Regions from separate parts of the Homo sapiens genome. Here region 1 is linked to region 2. Evidence: read pairs that join two places in POLR2A ChIA-PET (ENCODE). Cell type or tissue: HepG2. All regions are shown on one strand. Links, peaks and the distances in the headings refer to the core of each region. The heading gives the core; the rest is flanking DNA. Region 1 has its middle 14 kb from the start of HNF1B. Region 2 overlaps HNF1B (HNF1 homeobox B).

Region 1 (2,911 bases), core at 277-2,776, 49 kb after region 2:
AAATTAGCCTTCAGAAAACTAATGATCAAGAAGAGAGAAAATTCAGTAGAATTTTAATTCCACCAGAATTAGAAAATTATGTTTGTAACAGAGAGTTCTCAAGCTCGTTTGGGTTTGTAACTCAGACCTTTGCAGCAGTTGGTTTGTTTGTTCAACAAGTATGTGTCTGTGTCAGGCCCTATTCTGGGTACTGGTGATGCAGCCGTGAATGAAACAGACAAAGCCCCTGTCCTCCCAGAGCTCACCTGCCAGCAAGAGCCAGGGACAGGCAGCAAGTCAATCCGTGGTGTATCACAAGAGGATGTATGATTGAGAACAATGAAAGGGCAGGGGACAGTGAAAAGGCAGTGTGCGGGACTCTGTTGTAGGTGAGGGATCTTCCTGGGGAAGGAGGTTCAAAAGTGACGTGTGGCTGGAAATCAACTCAGACTTCTTGGGATGTTGGTGTGCTCCACCCACCCTACCATACAGGCCCTATGCATGCCCAGAAATCCCTTCTGAGCTGCAAAGACACTGACTATAAGTAGGAATGAGTTGAATGAAGTGTTGCTAAGTTTTTAAAGGGCTTTTCTTTAAAACATTTGTGTGAAAATATTTTTCCCAAGTTACTCCTCTCAATTAAAAAAAGTTTGAACACCTCATTTCCACTATTTGTATGAATTAATTAATTAACTTACTACATGTGCTACCATACTAATATTTTATGCTCATTATAAGACTAACACAAGAATAAAAAGTATGGAGTTAACATAAATATAAAAATAAGGCTGGGCATGGTGGTTCACGCCTGTAATCCCAGTACTTGGGAGGCTGAGGCGGGCGGATCACCTGAGGTCAGGAGTTTGAGACCAGCCTGGCCAAAATGGTGAAACCACATCTCTGCTAACAATACCAAAAAATAAATAAATAATAGCTGGGTGTAGTGGCAGGCACCTGTAATCCCAGCTACTTGGGTGGCTGAGGCAGGAGAATTGCTTGAACCCAGGAGGCGGAGGTTTCAGTGAGCTGAGACCGCACCATTGCACTCCAGCCTGGGCAACAAGAAAGAAACTCCGACTCAAAAATAAAAAAAAAATAAGACCCAAGATTTTCATCCTGTACCCTCAATATATCAGTTTGTGCTTCCCCCTCTTGGGGACCCCTGTTCTAAGGTAGAAAAGTACTAAATACTATTTTATTTTTGGATAAGAAGAAACTTGCCTAGAGGTCACTAGACAGACACCTCTCAGGACTTTTTTACGATTTGGAAAAGAATAAGGGAGATTGAGGTACAGGAGGAGAGAGAAAGGCAGAAAGGAAGAAAAGAAAAGGGGGATAATGAAGAAAAGAAATAAAAGAAATAAGCTTTCTTTTTTTAAAAAAGAAAGCAAGATAAAAGAGAAGGAGAGAAGGAAAGAAAAAGAAAGAAATGAAGAAAGAAAAGAAAAGAAGGAAGGTAAGAAAGGGAGAGAGAGAGAAAGGGAGAGAGAAAGGAAGAAAGGGAGGGAGAGAGAGAGAGAAGGAGAGAGGGAGAGAGGGAAGGAGAGGGAGAGAGAAAGGCAAAAAGTAAGGAAAAAATACCCCCAAGACGCCACTGGACAGAGGCAGTGCCTGTGCTGTCTGCCCGGCCTTTGCTCAGACCTCTCAGTGTTGTAAGAATGTTCCGTCACAGTCCATAGGCTGGACCTTGGCCTCTTTCCACACATTCAGAACCACCAGCTAATGCAATGGAGATTGCTTTCTGGTCCAGCTCTCTTACCCGATGGCCAGTTCCCCTTCGTGGCCCTCACTTGGCAGTGGTGTCAGGAGTGATGTGGAGGCTGACCTTTTCCCATCACTGTCCTGCACAACTCATTAACTTCTCCTTGCAGCTGGAGATGACCATTATGGAGTAGAAGAGCTGACAGGTTTTTCAGAGAGCAGAGGAATGCACAGTTTCCCAGAAGTTCCTGATCCAGGAGTTCTCGCCTGTAGAGCATGGGAGATAATCTGGTTTATGGGGCCATCAGAAGAAAGTCATGTTCCAAGCTCTTAAAGAACCCTGAGCTCTTTTTCTTTTTAGACTCTTGCATTAAAAACAAAGGAATGAGACAAGGCACTTCAGTGTAGAATGGATCAAGGAATACAAAATAAAATAATGAAAAAATGCTATGCAAATAATACAAACATAAAAACACAAGCAATGTTTCTTGAATGAAATTTTTTACTTTCAAATTTGATCTAGCCCTGCACCAGGAGGCATGCAATTTGTTGAAGGAATAAATGGTGAATTTTCACGATAATTCTGTGACAATGCAAGGTGGACAGGATCTTCATGGAACCAAGGAGACTGAGGCCCCAGAACTTAAGGGCCCAAGGTCATACAGTGAGTGAACAGGTGTCAAGACCGGTCCTCCATTGTCACCAGGGCACTGCCTCCATGCAGGCCTTTGGTTTCCTTTGGGAAGATTTATCACTTGCCTAGCTACTCTGGTGAAGTCATTGCTTTAGGGCAATGGGACTGAGTTTAAACATATTGAGCACCTAAAGAAGACAGGCATGTATCGGGCATGGGGTGGTGGGGTGGGGTATAAAGCCGTGAAGCTGGCCCCTGCCCCCAGGAAGCTCACAGCCCATGACAACTGCAGTGACCCTTATGCCTGTCATTTTCATTACTGTCTTCCCTGTCTTGTTATTGAATATTATTGTAATCTATGTGAGCATTCACCTTTTAAAAAGGCTTTTAGTTTTTGAATTACAAAACTGATAAATATCACCATATAATCTAGCAATTCTATTTCTGGGTATATGCCCCAAAGAATTGAAAGCAGGGTCTTGAAGAGATATTTATACACCCATGTTCATAGCAGAATTATTCACACTAGCCAAAAGGTGGAAGAAACTCAAATGTCTTTTCTTTTTTTTTTTTTTTGAGACGGAGTTTCACTCTTGT
Region 2 (2,911 bases), core at 154-2,653:
TCTCTCCTGCACTTGTGTTGCTACAGGATCAGAACCTAATCCTAATTAGAACCTAGTTTTATTTATTTTATTGTTATTATTAATTATTATTTTTTGAGACACCCGAGTCTCACTCTGTTGCCCAGGCTGGAGTGCAGTGGTGTGAGCTCACTGCAACCTCTGCCTCCCAGGCTCAAGTGAGCTCCCCACCTCAGCCTCCCGAGTAGCTGGGATTACAGGTGCATGCCACCATTCCTGGCTAATTTTTGTATTTTTTTTTTAATAGAGATGGTGTTTCGCCCTGTTGTCCAGGCTGGTCTCAAACTTTCTGGCCTCAAGTGATCCACCTGCCTCAGTCTCCCCAAGTGCTGGAATTACAGGTATGAGCCACTGCACCTGGCCTAGAATCTAGTTTGATGTAGAAAATTCAAATTCAAATTGTGCATTCTTCACCAAGTGTGCTAAACTTGCATCTGGGTGTGGGGCTGTGGTTACGGATATAGAAAACTTCATTTAATGAGAATGATATTGACATTTACACGACAACAACAACAATACTGCAATTTATTGACTATTTTCTATGGCAAACACTGCAGAGTATTTCTCAAATGTTATCACGCTCATGCCCCCACCAAGTCTATTGTTACCGCCCCCATTTTATAGATGAGGAAGAGATCATAAGTAGTCGAGTAACCTGCTCAGGCTACACAGCTATTAAGAGCTGGAGCTGGGATTTGAACCTGGGCAATTGTAACTTCAAAGTTGGTGTTTCTCCCTCCCTAAGCATCGCCCCACCCCATCTACCATTTGTGCTGTGATCTTCGCTGTCATGGTGTCCCATGTCTTTCACTGTTCCAGTTCAAGAAGCTTCTCCCCATCGCCTCCTATCCACTACATCCTGACTTGCTAATGACTCTTCTTGTCAGTACCAAGGGGATGGTAAGGAGGAAGAGGGGGCTTGTGTCAAAGTGAGGTGCTCTCTAAGTTAAAAAATTGGCTTTGGAGGCCTTGGGGGGAGGGATGAATGAACATTTTATCAACACAAATGTCATTGGCAAGCCCCAAAACAAACAGTGTCCCACCGGGCTTGCTCCTTTATGAGGCATTCAATCAATAAAAAGAGAGCAGAACTCTGTCAGATTTATTGGCTGGGTTCAAACCGAACACCTCTTCTACCCGCCAAAGGCTGGGTCACCAGCACTACCTCTCCTTTCCGACTCTGGACAGCCCTCATTTTCCCCTATGGGGCTACAATGGTTCATTGTTTGAGGCAGGCCTTGTGAGAAGTTGTGTTTGTTTTGCCTCTTATCTTATCAGCTCCAGAGCGACAATGGCCCAGGTGTACTCACCATTTTACCATCAGGTGAGAGGAGATTGTGGCCTGGGTCCAGGCTGGCTGGGGAGACTTGCTGTAAAACCGACTGGCTGGTCACCATGGCGCTGTTGCCATGGTGACTGATTGTTGAGGAGGAAGTGATCTCATTGTTTCCCTGCTGGCTGTAGCGCACTCCTGCAAAACAACACAAACCCAGTAGGGAACATTAGTGCCACCAGGGTCCTGGAACAATGACTCGGCACCTCTTGTTTTCAAGGGTGGGTAATAAGAAAATAAAGTTGCTTTCTCCTCCCCTGTCCACCCACAAGAAATATCGGCTGCTTTTCTCCAGGGTAAATATGGCATGTTCTCTATTTAATTCTAGAATGTAAGCGCCACGAGGGCAGGAAATTTTTATCTCGTTTGTTTTGTTCACTGATGTATCCCCAGTGCCTTGGCACTGAATAGCCACTCGGTAAACTTCTGATGAATAAATGAATGACTGGATGGATTCTGTTTGTTATTGCTTCCGCACAGTTCTTTGAGGATTTGGGGGTTGAGACTAGCCTTCTGTTACTGGCTGGAGTATTTTTTATTCTTTAAAATGCCTTTTAGAAATGTTTCCCTGGCATCCCTCGTGGTGCTGCAAAGTATAAGTAGACCCATGTGACGAAGAAGAAGCCCTTGTCCAGTGACCCTTGAAAGAGCCGTAGCTTAGGCATCAGTCTCTGTGTACCACCTTTGTGGCCAGGCCCAAGAGGTCAGGGGCACGGACACAGGCAGAGCAGGACAGGGATGAAGCTGCGTCTAGGAGCTAGGCTGTAGAACTCACATTCCTTTGCTGGGGGTCCCATTTGGCTGCCTTCCAGGGCACAGGGAAAGGTGTGTCTGCTGGGAGGTGGGGCAGGCAGCACCACACACAGGCAGATGTGGATGTTTAGTAAACCACTGGAGTTTGCTCTGCAGGGGAAGGGTAGAACCAAACATGTTTACAACCTCGCTGCTCTGACCCTCCCTCTTGCTCGGGAACCAAAATGGAGGTCTGCTCTCAGGAAAGAAAAGTTCTGGACAGAGATCAGGCAACTGAAGGAAGCTAAAAGAACGCCTGGGTCCAGTTTGCAGATGGAAATCCTGCTTGATGTGCCCATGAAACAGTCAAGGACAAGGTTGGGGGTACATGGGGCATCTCACCCCTAAGCTCAGTGCTTAGAAAGACAGTGTTCTTGTTTTTTGCTTTGGATTTGACAAAAAGGTTTGGAGGACCCTGTCCTGCAGAGACCAAATGCTCTAGGCATGGAATTATCTGGATAGGTGGACCAACTCTTTAGCTGCACGTCTTCCTTTGCCCAGTTTCCCAAGATGAACCATCCCTGTACACTGATTCTGTTGTTGCTCTTTCATCCACCCACCCCCTGCCCTAGCTAGAGCCCCACCTTCCAGAGGAGACCACAAAGTTCCCCCAGGGGCCAGGCACTGCCATAATCAGTGTCATAATCTGCCTCTAATTCACCAAGATGAAGCTTACCAAGATGAGACTAGATGAGCCCCAAGCCAGTTTTCCTTGGATCTTCCTAAGGACTTTACCCAAGGCCGATATGACCTAGAGCTTAAGAGGGC

What was found. Peaks named below come from ENCODE experiments on the same cell type or tissue, not always from the same donor. Only the 100,000 strongest peaks of a DNase experiment are listed, where the experiment ranks them.
Region 1: POLR2A ChIA-PET joins it to region 2 with 7 read pairs; 8 of 35 experiments call an interaction of 5 or more read pairs at or near these places.

The regions. Positions count from the first base shown.
Region 1 is chr17:37,757,720-37,760,630 of GRCh38, forward strand. No RefSeq gene overlaps it. Among named protein-coding and RNA genes, the nearest start is that of HNF1B, 14 kb to the left of the region's middle. In HepG2, for the core only: no CTCF peak of the experiment used is centred there; a DNase peak (open chromatin) is centred at 1,662; H3K27me3 peaks cover 295 bases.
Region 2 is chr17:37,709,175-37,712,085 of GRCh38, forward strand. HNF1B (HNF1 homeobox B) reads right to left here. Exons shown (of 9, transcript NM_000458.4): 5 at 1,329-1,489. It overlaps LOC124903989 (a long non-coding RNA gene), which reads left to right. Exons shown (of 3, transcript XR_007065733.1): 2 at 1-918; 3 at 1,297-1,801. Among named protein-coding and RNA genes, the nearest start is that of HNF1B, 34 kb to the right of the region's middle. RefSeq lists enhancers at 1,597-2,118, 2,119-2,640. In HepG2, for the core only: no CTCF peak of the experiment used is centred there; a DNase peak (open chromatin) is centred at 1,367.